Linked DNA regions of Homo sapiens: regions 1, 2 and 4 are each linked to region 3. Evidence: chromatin contacts called from ENCODE Hi-C or POLR2A ChIA-PET data. All regions are on one chromosome and are shown on one strand. The core of a region is the stretch at or near the end of the contact, and the rest is flanking DNA. Distances in the headings are between cores, read along the strand shown. Region 1 has its middle 52 kb from the start of LINC01358. Region 2 has its middle 12 kb from the start of LINC01358. Region 3 overlaps FGGY (FGGY carbohydrate kinase domain containing). Region 4 overlaps FGGY (FGGY carbohydrate kinase domain containing).

The links. Hi-C counts contacts between places; a loop is a spot of excess contacts on that map. ChIA-PET counts read pairs that join two places held with the same protein, here RNA polymerase II (POLR2A). Pooled maps may share reads with other maps.
Region 1: a pooled map shows a loop between it and region 3 (7-fold over the local background). The contact joins two enhancer-like sites. A Hi-C loop is called at or near these places in 3 of 37 single-sample maps with no recorded cell type and 7 of 50 pooled maps.
Region 2: a loop to region 3 is called in a pooled map, with 18 times the contacts of the local background. The contact joins two enhancer-like sites. A Hi-C loop is called at or near these places in 6 of 37 single-sample maps with no recorded cell type and 10 of 50 pooled maps. POLR2A ChIA-PET finds 5 or more read pairs at or near these places in 1 of 52 experiments (MCF 10A).
Region 4: a map of PC-3 shows a loop between it and region 3 (7-fold over the local background). The contact joins two enhancer-like sites. A Hi-C loop is called at or near these places in 10 of 168 maps with a recorded cell type or tissue (Calu3, GM12878, PC-3 and 6 more), 30 of 37 single-sample maps with no recorded cell type and 21 of 50 pooled maps. POLR2A ChIA-PET finds 5 or more read pairs at or near these places in 4 of 52 experiments (AG04449, BJ, MCF 10A and 1 more).

What each region holds. Positions count from the first base shown.
Region 1 is chr1:58,966,793-58,970,227 of GRCh38, forward strand. No RefSeq gene overlaps it. Among named protein-coding and RNA genes, the nearest start is that of LINC01358, 52 kb to the right of the region's middle. RefSeq lists an enhancer at 1,790-1,949. Within about 2 kb of position 1,944, at least 26 of the 41 ENCODE cell types and tissues checked have a DNase peak (open chromatin) inside an H3K27ac peak, as active enhancers do.
Region 2 is chr1:59,006,941-59,010,275 of GRCh38, forward strand. No RefSeq gene overlaps it. Among named protein-coding and RNA genes, the nearest start is that of LINC01358, 12 kb to the right of the region's middle. RefSeq lists enhancers at 888-997, 1,268-1,317, 1,338-1,387, 1,428-1,497. Within about 2 kb of position 1,856, at least 6 of the 41 ENCODE cell types and tissues checked have a DNase peak (open chromatin) inside an H3K27ac peak, as active enhancers do.
Region 3 is chr1:59,431,685-59,435,163 of GRCh38, forward strand. The region is part of intron 5 of FGGY (FGGY carbohydrate kinase domain containing); the gene reads left to right. Among named protein-coding and RNA genes, the nearest start is that of FGGY, 140 kb to the left of the region's middle. Within about 2 kb of position 2,032, at least 5 of the 41 ENCODE cell types and tissues checked have a DNase peak (open chromatin) inside an H3K27ac peak, as active enhancers do.
Region 4 is chr1:59,695,409-59,699,013 of GRCh38, forward strand. The region is part of intron 14 of FGGY (FGGY carbohydrate kinase domain containing); the gene reads left to right. Among named protein-coding and RNA genes, the nearest start is that of MIR4711, 36 kb to the right of the region's middle. Within about 2 kb of position 1,868, at least 3 of the 41 ENCODE cell types and tissues checked have a DNase peak (open chromatin) inside an H3K27ac peak, as active enhancers do.

The DNA.
Region 1 (3,435 bases), core at 694-3,193, 460 kb before region 3:
CCATCAGAGACATCTGCCACCTCCATCATGAAGCCTCTGCCAATCACTCCACTTTGAATGAAATTCCTCCTTCCTTTTGTGTGCCCCAAACTTTGTTGTAGCATCTATCGCAGTCAGCCCCTGAGACCCTCTCCTCCTCTCTAGGGTGAGTTCCTTGGCCTCAGTGCTCACTCACTCCCAGGGTTCTAAGCTTACTGGGCAACGACATATCACTAAGCTGGCTGGTACTCTCTAGGCAAATGCAAATGGCTCAGAAGGTATAACACATTATGCCATCATCAACTATTAATATCTAATATCAGATCAGCCGGCATCATCTTGTCAAACTAGAAAAGAAAGTAAGCTTCTGCCAAACATCTGCCATGTGCTGGGCCACCTTCCAAAGATGCCTCATTCAATCCACCAGCAACCTGGGCAGTAGGTTCTCATCTCGCAATGTGGAAACCAAGGCCCAGAGGAGTGGCTGCCCAGCTTGTGAGTGACAGAGCCTGACTCAAACCCAGGTCTCCCTGTTTATTACAGAGGCAAATCAAGAAACATGCTGTCAGAAGAATGGGCCAAGGCTACTGAGGAAACTGGGCCTAGAAAGGTTAATTTGGATAATAACAAACAATTACAAATGGACAATAATGATATCTAGCTTCACACACTTTGTTGATGCCAACTGTCACCCACTGCTACAGCAGAGGGGCATGCTCCTGAGGCTGGGTTCCTCACTATTAGCTGTGGGACTGCACATGCACTTTACACTGCCTACTCAGGTTAAACATTACCTCCTCTAAGAAGCCCTCCTGGACCTCGCAAGTCCTGGATAGGTACACATGTATTTGCCTACAGAGGCCCTTGTAGTTGCCTCTACATACTTACATATGAGTGTATATAAATATACCTTACACTCTCTCTTTCTTCGTATGTATGGGATACATATACACATACATATATAGATATATACATACACATATACACATACAATATACATACATATATATGTATATATATGTGTGTATATATATAGTATATATGTATATTGTATGTGTATATACCTAACTAAAGCCTCAAGACTTCTGTTGACACCTCAAAGAGGGCTTGAGAGCTGTCCTCTATGCTGAAGACTGCAGAGAGGTGGAGGGTATAGACTTGTTTTCAGTGTTCTTGAGGGGGAAGGCCCAATAGGTGAAAGCTGCAGAGACATCAATTTTGATTCAGCCCAAGGAAAAACTTTCTAGTAGCGAGAATTTCCCCAGGATGCAGCAGGCTCCCTGGGGGAGCCTATGAGCGTGGGCTGGGAGAGGCAACTATGGAGAAGGCTACACTTTAAGTGGTGTAGGGAGGAGTGGGAACTGGATCCCTCTAATGGGGTCTTCTAGTTTTGTGATTGGGGGCTCTTTTACCATAAAAAAAACTATTATTTATTAACCTTCTATGAAGCGCTTATCTCCTTACAAACATGAATTCATTCAACCTCACATTGGCCCTGCAAGGTAGATATTATCCAGTTCATGGATAAGGAAATGAGGCTCAGAGAAGTGGGGTAGCTTGCTCATTAGAAATTGGCATAGAAACATGAGCTGCATCTCACACTAGAACTCCGTAGAATAAACCAGCTGCCCCCACTTTCCTCCAGCAGTTAGGTTCATACAAGTTTTACCCATGTCAGCAGCACAACAGAGTTCATTTGGTTTTGTTTTCATGTTCCTTTACTTCCTCTCCAGTATCTCTACCTTTTTCATGCTGAAAGTTGGCCAGCAGTCCAGACCATCAGATCTAATCTGCTCTGGGGGAGTAGGGGCCTGGCCTGGTTCACAGGCAGTCCCCAGACTGGGTGGTGCCTCCTGAACCCTCTTTATTCCTTCTAGAAGGAATCCACTGTTTACTACCTTGTTCCTGGACCTCTAGACACATTTATAAAGCCACAGAACCTGGGAGGGGTAAGGAGGTTACATGAAGCGTGGCAGCTACAGCTGACAGAAGGTTTCAGAAAGTCCTGTCGCTTCAGTTTCAAGTCTGATGAAAGAAAAAAAAAAAAAAAAAAAAGCTAAGCAAAGCCCAACGAGGCTGCCTGCCAGGAGTCTGTGAAACATGGCCCAGGCCAAAGCCAGTGTCAGCCAAGAGGGAAATTACAGGCCTTAAATGGCAGACAAGTCTGCAAAAGCCTCCTAGAGTTGTGTTTGGCAAATGTTTGTTTGCATACATGTTTGTTTGTGTGGATGTGTTTTTCAGCATGTATTTTTTTTTTTAGTTATGTATTTAGCTCTAAGATCGTTTTTAAAAACAATGTCAAAATTGTACTTTAAAATAATTTATTCCTGGTGAATATTTGGAGCAATTCCATTCAGTTTAGTTCAAGTCAGCAACTATTTACTGACAGTCTATTCCATGCCAGGCACTGAGATTGGCACTGGGCATCCTGGGTTGCTAAAGGGGCTGCCCCATTCTGAGCTAGCTCAGTGGCTGCTGTAGAAAAAAGTCAGCCCAAATGCCCATCAATGATAGACTAGATAAAGAAAATATGGTACATATACACCATGGAATACTATGCAGCCATAAAAAGGAATGAGATTATGTCCTTTGCAGGGACATGGATGAAGCTGGAAGCCATTATCCTCAGCAAACTAACACAGGAACAGAAAACCAAACACCACATGTTCTCACTCATAAGTGGGAGCTGAACAATGAGAACACATGGACACAGGGAGGGGAACAACACACACTGGGGCCTGTTGGGGGAGGGGAGTGGGGAAAGCATTAGAGAAAAGAGCTAATGCATGCTAGGGTTAACACCTAGGTGAAGGGTTGATAGGTACCACAAACCACTGTGATACACATTTACTTATGCAACAAACCTGCACATCCTGCACTTATACCCCAGAACTTAAAAGATAAAAAAATTAAAAAATTAAAGCAAACAACAAACAAACAAACAAAAGTGATAATCAGGTGAGAGAATGAGGAAGAGGAATATTGTTTTCTAAATGAATATAATAGTTGGCTTTATTTTACAGTAAACATGTAGTTTCAAAAATATTAAAAACAAAGCACAGACAACTTGACAAATTACCATTTGTTCCACCACCTAGAATTAACTAATTTTTATATTTGTCATATTTGAATTATACATTTGTATGTGTATAAAAATTTTTAAAGTGTTATTAATAAAGCTGTGGTTCTCCTCCAAGAAAAAAGAGAAAAAGACACATGCATGGAAAAGAATCCCAGAGGACCCTTGGGCCCAGATCATTTCAGTCCGGTGTGGCTGGGACAAAAGAGGGAGAAGCCTTAGTTCTTGGGGGAGAAGGAGTCAAGTAGGACTTTACAGGCATACAAAGGTCTGGAGGGGGCCCTTCCAGGTACAGGAAAGAAACCTAGGGGAGCTCATCTGAAGGTCAGGGATGGATGACTTGCTCAAGGTCCCACAGCTAGAAACTGGCAGCCTGA
Region 2 (3,335 bases), core at 606-3,105, 420 kb before region 3:
TCGGGGGACTCCTTTGCCTCCTATCTTCCAGTTGGGTTTAGCCAGTGGTAGGCATCGGCAAGAGATTAAAGGGTGGGAGGAGAAAGAGGTTGGGAATTTCCTCCAGCTCTTTCCCTGCTTCTGTGCCAGGGTCTGCCAGTGGCCGGGTTCCTCTGCAACCGTAGTTCCTGCCAGCAGCCCCTCCTCCATGGCTTCAGCAACATCTCACCCTCTTCCTGTCCTTGCAGATTCAGGGTAGCAATGGTTCCCTGGTGTTGCAAGTCTCTGAGTGCTTCAGCATCTCTCATTGGTTTCCTTAGCTCTGTCCCTATCCCTATAAATTGTTGTCCCTTCATCAAATCCCACTTCCAAGTCCGCGCTGCATGAGCCTTCTTTTTCTTGATCATAACTAGTCATGCTGAGAACTTACCCGATACCAATTACCATTTATTGAGTACCTACTGTGTACTTGGGGCTTCAAATGCATTTTTTTTTCCATTTAATTTTCACCACAGCTCCATGAGTTATGGACCATTTATATCCATTTCAGGAATCCCAAAAACAAGGCAGGCATACATTTAACATAGATGTTAAGTAACTTGCCCAAAATTATATAAGCCTTTTGTCCAGAGTTACACAGTTAGTCAGGAGCAAAGTTAAAATTCACACCCAGGTCTCTGGACTCTAAAACTCATCCTCTTTCTGTTGCTCTGCGGTCACTGAGTCAATTCTTATAAATGCTTAATTTGTCAGACTCTGGAAAACCAGTAACGGTAGCAGTAGTAAAATCTCTAGAGGAAGAGGGGATAGGGTATTCCGTGGAGGCTATAGGTCTTCTTGAGGAATGGTGGATCTTTAAGTAAAAGTTCCAGAACTTTGCCATTCCTGCATTGGTGGAAAACGCAATGGCAGGTGATTCACCAAAATATCCCTTGCTTCACAATGTGCAGTTCCTCTGTGGAGGGGAACTTAGCCCTTACTGAGTTCAGAAAGAAGAAGAAACTCATCCATCCAAGACCCACAGCAGAAAGCATAAGGGTTTATTTATAGAGAAGAATTTTATTATTTTTAAAAATCACTTGTGGGCTTCTGCACCAAAGCGTAGGAAAAAGCATGTGTTGGTTGCCAAGGGTCAAGGGAAACCACCTTGTTTTCTTGACAGCGCTGTGGCTGAAACAGCCCTTCCCAAAAACAATACGTTGGGGGAAGAAAGGCAAAACCAGTGGGAGGCCTGAAAATGCTGTGGTTTGCTTTTTATTTTATTTTTTTCCAGTGTCTTTGGGGCTGAAAAAGGCAGTGGAATGAATTCCACAACTAGTTTAAAATGCAGTGCCTCTTGCACTGGGAGCTCCGGGGGCTGCCCTCACATGACTCATGCCTTCCCCAACTCACCTCAGACCTCTCGTCCAGGCCCATCTGTCAAGGATAATAACAACAACACAGAAGTGATGCTGCCTTCACCTCCACCGTAGACTGCAGCGGCTCTTTCTGTTTCCTAAAACTCTTTCATAGTCTAACAAAAATGGCTGCCTTTCTCCTAAGTGCCAGGCTCCTTACTCTTAGGATTTTATCTCATCTGAACCACAACCTTTTGGAGACATCATTGTTATGCTCATTTGACAGATGAAGGAAGCCAGGCTCAGATGATTAAATACCATGCCCCAAATCACACAGCAAGGAGACAAGCTGAGATGTGAAGTCGGTGGTCTTATGCTTCAGAACAGTTCTGGGAATTCGCATTGTCTTCTCATTTTCCGAGGAGGAAACCAAAGTAGAGAGGTGGAGAGGATACTACAGACCAGGGCTCAGGGTGGCCCAGGCAGTGCTATCTCCAGGCACATGGTTCTGTCTCCTGAGGCTGTGACTCATGACGGTGCCAGACCATCAGCTAGACAAACCGCCACCCACTGGGCCACTCCAGCCAATTGCAAACCTTTGGCTTCAGAACCAAACATGTGTCCACATTGGCTCGGATATATCCACAGCCTTGCCTTGTAATGCCATCGGGCCCTCTGTATATTTTAAAAGCAGATGCCTCAGACCTCCAAAAGGCCAAGGGTTGCTTCTCGAATCTGACCTAAAAGGGCCTAACCTCAAGGACAGATCTGAATTCACCTGACATACAGCCCCAGGAGGAATCACAGAGAAAATGCTCTTACCTGGAACACCTCTACACAGACTGTTGCTGTCCTGCATGCTGCTTGCATTGAACTATGTCATTCACCAGCTGTGTGTCCCCAGACAAGGTACTGAACCTCTCTGAGCCTCACTTTCTTCAGAGGACCAGTTTAAGTTTTCACAGTCAGGAATTCATTCCTTCTAAAAACCTGTGCTAAGGAGACATGGCAAGGTGTTCTGGGCCTACAGAGACATGGGCAGAACTGGGGCAGAAGAGCAAAATGGATACTAAAGCTCTAAACCTGCCCACCAAGGTTCATAGTTTATTTTAAATTGGGGCTGTTTTGTGCCATTGCAAAGGAGGGTGAATATGCTTACAGTTATAAAATTCTGCTCTTCTTTCACAGAATTTCAGAGTAGATGGGTTGGTACAAGCTATCTTGTCTGACCACCTCCACATGGTATAGAGATTAAGGCCAGGAAAGGGAAGCCCTGGCTTGACACCTCACAAGGGCTTGAACCCAGACACAGTGCTCTTTCCAATGAGGGTCACTGCCAATCTAAAGAATTCTCTCATCTGCATATTGGACTAGGAACCTCTAACTCATAGCACTTTTCTGAGGATAATAAGAAAAAAGGGATAGGAAAATGTTTTGTACACAAATGCAGTACATGTCTGACAAGAGGTATTATTAATTTCAAATAGTCATGTGATGCTTCTTCAGTGACGCTGAAGAAGGGACCTGTGGCAGGGCTTCTAGGAGGTATGGCTCAACAAGTGTGCTTTAATTTGTCTTTAGTCAGTATACTGACATTATTTAGAAAGTTTAATCAACGTTGAAGGTAGAGAATATCTGATTTGTTTGTCAAAATGAGTGCCTGCATGTTGAAAGTTATGGTTTACCAAGAGTCCCCAACCTGTATGTCTATAGGAACCTGGAGATTAAAGCCTGAAAGTGAGTGGTAAGAATTAAAATCTACCTCCTTCATTATGTTGATGGCTATTTTTTTTTTTTTTGAGACGGAGTTTTGCTCTTGTTGCCCAGGCTGGAGTGCAGTGGCGCAATCTCGGCTCACTGCAACCTCTGCCTCCTGGGTTCAAGCAATTCTCCTGCCTCAGCTTCCCGAGTAGCTGGGATTATAGGCATGTGCCACCACGCCTGGCTAATTTTGTGTTTTTAGTAGAGACATGGTTTCTCCATGTTGGTCAGGCTGATCTTGAACTCCCAACCTCAGGT
Region 3 (3,479 bases), core at 782-3,281:
AATAGATGAAGAAGGAACACACCTTCTCCCTTTTGGTGCTGTGACTAATAAGAAATATATTTTTAGTTTCTGTTCCAGGTTTGTGACACAGAGCTCCTAAAAGCCTTGTAATTTCCAGAGTGATCAACATTCTAGGAGTATCTTTTGTTGTACTATTTAGACTTTGACTCTGGTTCCTAACAGAGCTTCTAAATCCCTTGGGGTTTCCTAAGCGATAGAGCATCTTTTGCTTTAATGAGGCGACTCTTGGGCTCCTGGATAACTTCAGAATGGGAGTTGGTCAGAATGGGACTTGGTCACTAGAAAGACCATGTGATGGATAGCAGCTCAGAATTTTCAGCCCTACTCCCCACATCCACCCAATCCACCAGGAGGGGAGAGAGGCTGGAGATTGAGTTAATAAGCAATCATGCCTGTGTGATGAATCATCCCTAAAAATCCCTGAAAGATGGGGTTTGGAGAGCTCCCGGGTTGGTGAACAAGTGGAGGTGCCTGGAGAGGGCATGAAAGCTCCCCACCCCTTCCCACATACCTTGCCCTATGTACCTCTTTGTCTGGCTGTTCATTTGTATTTGTATTCTTTATAATAAGCCAGTAAATTTAAGTAGAGTGTTTCCCTGAGTTTTGTGAGCCATTATAGCAAATTATCAAACCTGAAAAAAGGGGGTTATGGGAACCTCCAGTATGTAGCTGATCAGTCAGAAGTATGGAAGGCCTAGACTTTTGATTGGCATCTGAAATGGGAGCAGTCTTGGATTGAAGCCTTAACCTGTGTGATCTGCCCTTACTCCAGGTAGTTAGTTTAGAATTGAATTGTGGGACACCTGGTTGGTTTCTGAAGAGTTAGAGTATTGGTTAGTGTGGGAAAATCCCTCACACACGTGATGTAAAAATTGTCATGAGTATGCAGAAAAAAGTTTTTCCCCTTTAGTGGCAGTTTCCAGAGTTTGTAAATATCTCTGCTTCCCAATCTTTTGTGCCTCCTGTCTGTCTGGTACTCCACCTCTGTAGTAATGGCAGCAGCAGCAATTCTAGTAGTAGTCACAGTGGTGTTTCTCTAGTAGAAGCTGTAATAGTAGTAGGAAGAAGAGGTGTAGGAGTAGTATCAGTATCATAATTTCCCATTCCTAGTTTCAGAAGAGATTGAAAGGCTAAGTGACATGCCTGAGGTCACATAGTTAATAAGTAAACGGCAAAGCTATCGTTCTGACTGGGAGCTCTCTTACTTCAGAGCTCACCACTAGACTGTGGGTAGTTTTCAATCCAGTCACACTAAATGCCAGTTATTTCCTTACATGATTACCTCTCCCACAAGATTCAGAACTTCTTGAGGAAAAGGACATATCCAACTGACCTTTGTATCTGTAGAGCCTAGCTCCAAGGCTGGGCGTATCCATCAGTTTTAGACATTGAAATCAGGGTTTCTTAACCTTGGCACCATTGACATTTTGGGCCAGATAATTCTTTGTTGTGGGGCTGTCCCATTGTGCATGACAGGATGTGTGGCACCATCCCTGACTTCTACCCACTAGTTGCCAGTAGCACATATCCCCACCCGCAGCCAGATAAACCAAAAATATCTCCATGCATTGCCAGCTATCTGCTGGGAGACAAAATGTCCCTGATTAAGAACCACTGATTTAAATTAAATGAAGGCCAAGGAGCCTTGAGTAGTGTTCATATCCGAAAAGGGCATTTTCAGAATTGTTCAGGCTGCTGGATCTCTCAAAGATGATGATGTATTTTCCAGGCCTCATGTGTCTGGAGCACAGGTTGCCTGTGGTGGTGGCTGCAATGATCTCAGTGTGCCAGGCCTTCACGGGGAATACCAGAGAGGGTCCCTCTGGAGCAGCTCTTACTGGGTCATGGAGACCATCTGTCTGGCATGGTACCACCTGGCAAAATCTCTTTGCCTTAACCAAAAATATGCTTTTGTAAATTTCCTGGCAAAGCAGGGGCTGCATTCTGTTTCCTGATTTCTCTCTTTTATTTCCAGATGTGTCACTGGTGACACATAGAGCCCAATGAGAACTCTGTTGGAAACTCAAGTTTCTCATTCTTCGCCAGCTCCGTTGTCATGATTTTCCCACCGTCTAAGCCAGTGTAGGTTACGTTACCCACGTGCTGGTTAGTGCTTGGATGTCAGTTTTCCTTTTTAAATTCTAGATCTGTAGCATGCTTTAGGGAGGAAACTTTATGGCTTATTACACAAATGGAGTTAACCCTTCCCTGCTTTGCAGTGTTTTTGTTAGTGACAGAGACATGAATTCAAGATCTGCCATTTATTATTTGTTTCATTTTGGACAACATGCTTAGCTTCTTTGATCCTTGATTTGTTTACCTTCAAAACAGAGTAACCTACCTGTCCTGTCTACCTCCATGGGATTATTATTAAAACACAATAAGATAATCTGCTCAAAAGGCTTAAACTCCCTAGTATGATTTACTATCAGTATACCTTTTGCACCCAAGAAAACTCTACAGTATCATTGTTCATGGGCACCAAATTGTAAGTTCAGTTAAGGCAGACTTTGTGTCTTTTTCTGCCAGTTTCTAGGACCTAGAAGGTATTCAGTAAATATATGGTGAATGACAGTATGAAAAAAATTGGGAAGTCAGATTCTGTGGTTCATTGTACCAGTGGGGGCTGGAGGGAGGTAAGTGAATGGTTTGTGTGGCTTTGTGTCATTTGTATTTGTGACAGACATTCCAAGCAATAGCATTTTCAAGGGTTCACAAGTGAGTGCCTGCAGAGGCAGGACACACTTAACACTCTGGCAGATATGCGACAAGACAGGGTAGGGAGGGGCCCAAGGGAACTAGAGAGGGCATACCCAGCTGTCTTAGTCATTTTGGGCTGCTATTAAAAAATGCCATAGACTGGGTGGCTTATAAACAACGGAAATTATTTCTCACTGTTCTGGAGGCTAGGAAGTCCAAGATCCAGGCCCCAGTTTATTCCATGTCTGGTGAGGACTCACTTCCTGGTTCATAGGTAGCCATCTCCTCTGTGTCCTCAAAAGACGGGAGGAGTAAATGAGCTTTCTGGGATCCATTTTACAAGGGCCCTACTTCTTCATGACCTAATCACCTCCCAAAGCCCCCCCCACCTCCAAATACCATCACCTTGAGGATTAGGTTTCAACACAGGAATTTTGAGGGGGGGATACACACACTGTCTATATTGCCAACCTAAAGACATTCACAGTTACACATTTTGAAGTCTCTGCATCAGCTAAACAAAATATGTCTTTGGGCCAATTTAAGTCTTCAGACAAAAATTTACAACTCCTTATTGACAGAGTACCTAATATAAATACTGGGACAGATGCGGGGCAGATAAAGATGAGGTGCTCAGGATCCGGCAGCAGTGATAGACAGGAAATTAGTGAGACAATGAGAATATCCAAGATACATGGAGAGCTTAGCCCAGCACTGTCCAATGTCCTTTACAAATGACAACTTGTATTTAATCCTCA
Region 4 (3,605 bases), core at 618-3,117, 260 kb after region 3:
GCTTGCAACACACTCGCCCATGCATTCCATGTTGTATCCTCATGACAACCTTTCTTGGTAGATGCAATGAGAGTGGTAAAAGTTACTAAGTGGTCATTACGACCTAATGAGTTCCTACTCAATGAGTCAGGCACTGTGCTAGGCATCTTACAAATTTATTGCATATAATCTTGACGGCAATGAGCAGTATCCTCAGTTTACAAATGAGAAGTTGAGGCTCATGGGAGATAAGTGGTTTCCCAACCCTGTACATGTAGTTAGTACAAAACCAGGACTTTCAGATCTGCCTGATTCCAAAGCCCATTACACTGTGGTCAACCAGTGCTGGGCCTGGACCGTGGCTGGTCCATAACAGGGTTTTTACTAGTCAGAAATACGGAAGAGTAAGCAGAATGTCATGAGTTCTTCCTTAAGCTAATTTTTTTCTTCTTAAATGACATATTATCCTGAGATGTCCCCCTCCCAACCATTTGATGTAGAAAGTCCTGTGGGTTTTTTTTTTATATATTACTTGTCAGAGAAAACTTTGAGCTTCTTCTTAGCAAAATAAAAACTTTCTAACCATATGTCAGTCTCCCAAGTCATTTTGGAAGTGTTGCCATCTATGAAATCTAAAAATCATGGAAGTTCTGTGTATGCAACTTTCTAGAACATATTCCTTCTAAAAGTGAGAGAAATATGAACCAGCACATTGCTGTGAGTTCTGCTGGTTCAAAATTGGATGAGTTGCTGAATTCCATGGGCACCAGCAGCCAAAAATGGAGATAAAATAAGATCAAGTGTCATCTTCCAAAATGTACAGACATACCACCAGTGACATTCAGGCATTCTACGTCCTGGTTTATAGACACCCTTTTTCTAAGTTTTAATAGATACTAGAAAAGTACCTAGCATTAAACCTGGGTTTTCATGAACATTTTTCCCTAGAAAATTTTAAAAAGAAAGAAAAGTTTTTTTCCCAGGACTTAAAGAAATATTTTATGACTAATCAATACTATAGGTAGTACTTGAGAAAAGAAAATAATTGTGAAGATAGGACCTGAATTACTAAAATGTGTGAAATAGTACGATAATATGTATAAAAGTGCCTCATGCATAAAAGGCCCCAGTAAATGCTTTCTTCCTCCCTGATTCACATGGTGAGCAAGTGGCGGGGGCCCAGGACTAAACCTCATAGCATCAGACTCCCAGTCCAGTGCTCCTTCCAAGAGGCCTTTCAATTGTTTTCTTTCTGTCTACCTACCTCACACTGTGTCCTTCATCTCTCTGTCTAGCCCCCAGGAAAAGTGCAGCAAGTGCAGGTATTTCTGAAATGACGAGTGGCTCGCAAAAAGGATCTGATGAGTGTTAATAGTAAGCAATGTGTACCTAAGAGTGTAGACACTATTAGCATTTGGAAAAATAGGAATCTGAACTGAGAACTGGAAGGGCCCTTAGAGATCATCCCACACAAACCCTCTTTTTACAGATGAGGAAGTTGAGACCCAGAAACGGGAAGTGCTTTGTGCATGGCCAGAGAGCTCGTTGCTGATCAAACCAGGACAAGCATCCATATGAAACACGCAAATGTAAAATTACATGAAAAAAAAAAACCCTTTACCTCCAGATGTACTGCTTTCCAGAAAAGTGGCGAGGAAATACCACAAAAATACCTTTACTTCAAAAAATTTGAAAATGTTGAAGGTCATGCTTCATATTGTGCCAGGCAAGAGAACATTGTACATAATTGTAAATCACCATTGGAGGAGGTGGTCCTGGTTGTATTCTTTTGTTTGTTTGTAATACACATAACATAAAATTTATCATCTTAACCATTTTTAAGTGTACGGTTTGGTGGTATTAAGTTCATTCACATTATTGTGCAACCATCACCACCATCCATCTCCGGAACTCTTTTCATCTTGCAAAACTGAAACTTTACCCGTTAAACAATAACTCTGCATTGCCCCCTCCCCCAACCCCTAGCAACCACCATTCTACTTTCTGTCTCTGTGAATTTAACTACTCTTTAGATACCTCATATAAGTGGAATCATACAGCATTTGTCTTTTGTTGACTGGCTAATTGCATTTAGCATAATGTTCTCAAGGTTTATCCATGCTGTAGCACGTATCAGAATTTCCTTCCTTCTTGGTTGTATTCTTAATGCAACATAGCTTGTTCTCTGTGATCTGCTGATTATAACCATCGTCGCTGTGAAGACTTTGGCGTGCTTAACATTTTTGTGACTTCTTTCCAGTGGGGGAAATAGATAGCTCAGTTGTGGACGATAGCAGCAATGGGAAGCAGTATTTGAGAAGAAATCAGACTCTCTTCTTCCAGTCTTTTGCAAGTAGGTGACACAAGAGGTAAACAGAATTGCATGCTGTGCCCCTCCACATCACCCCCTATTTTCTTTGTTTCTTCTGCCCAAGGCTTCAGTCAATCAGAGAAGCAATGAGAGTTGAAGATTTTAAAAGTGGGTTTTCAAATAAGACAAGCTTGGGTTCCAGTCCTACCTCTGAAACTTACTAAATATGTGATCTTGGGTAACGTGATTGAACTCTCTGAGCCTCAGTTCTGTAATCTGTACATAGAGATAATAATACTTTTATCAAAAAAGCATGTCTTTTTTTTCCTTCTGATTGATGAGATGCTTTCTGTATTTTTTCTGGATTTAAACATAGTTTCCAAAGTTAAAATATTAATAGTACTTTTCCCTGTCCCATTGGGTTGTTTAGAAATGTAATGTGATATATGACATTTTGGCCTCTCTGAGATGTCTTGTTCCAGCCCAAAGATTATTAGGGAACCTCATGTCATTTGAAAGGGGAGAAAGATAATTTATTGATAAGGTTCTGCATGTCATATGTATCATTTTTTTCTCATCAAAAACACTGAGTAGAACTCTATTATGATACTTGGTCCTTTACTTCATACTTTTCTATCTTCCCAGCTAGTCAGAACCATGCCCACCCCGCAGTTCCCACCCCTTGGTCAGTACCTAGCATTATGCCCAGAAAAACTACAGATGCTTCTTCACACTCCCCTCCAACCCCCACACCCCCATTACCAAAGTGTTTCTATAATGCTCTGGGAATCAGCATCTCAATTCCCCCATGGCCTCATGGTTAAACATACCATTCATTCGACCTCTCAACTGTGACAAAGAAGGAAGCCTGGGTGTAGAAACTGATTTCAGCTCCCCTCTGAAGTTGGGCGTCTCTCTTTGCTGACCACTTGGGAATTTTTTTTTCTTGCTTCTGACCCACCTCTCCCCTTTCTTTTGATAAACAGGACAGCTGTCCCCAAAGGGATGAATCCATTACCTTTCACCAGAGTTGAGTTCGTTTTCCATTTCATCTTTCTGCTTAAAGAGAAAGCCCTTTAAAAGCGCAGCGCATACATTGAGTGCGTGTACTTAATTTTTAATATGTGTGTGCCCACAGCCAAGAGAACAGAGAACCTTAAATAATAATGAAACTGAATTGTACATGTCGTATGTTTTATGTGGCACTGATTCCTAAATATGCTCCTAGCAGCCAGGTATTATTTAATACATCCCCATTAATCAAGCTGCCAAATCTAAATGAAAACCATGTTTAAATATGTTTAATAAGATTATA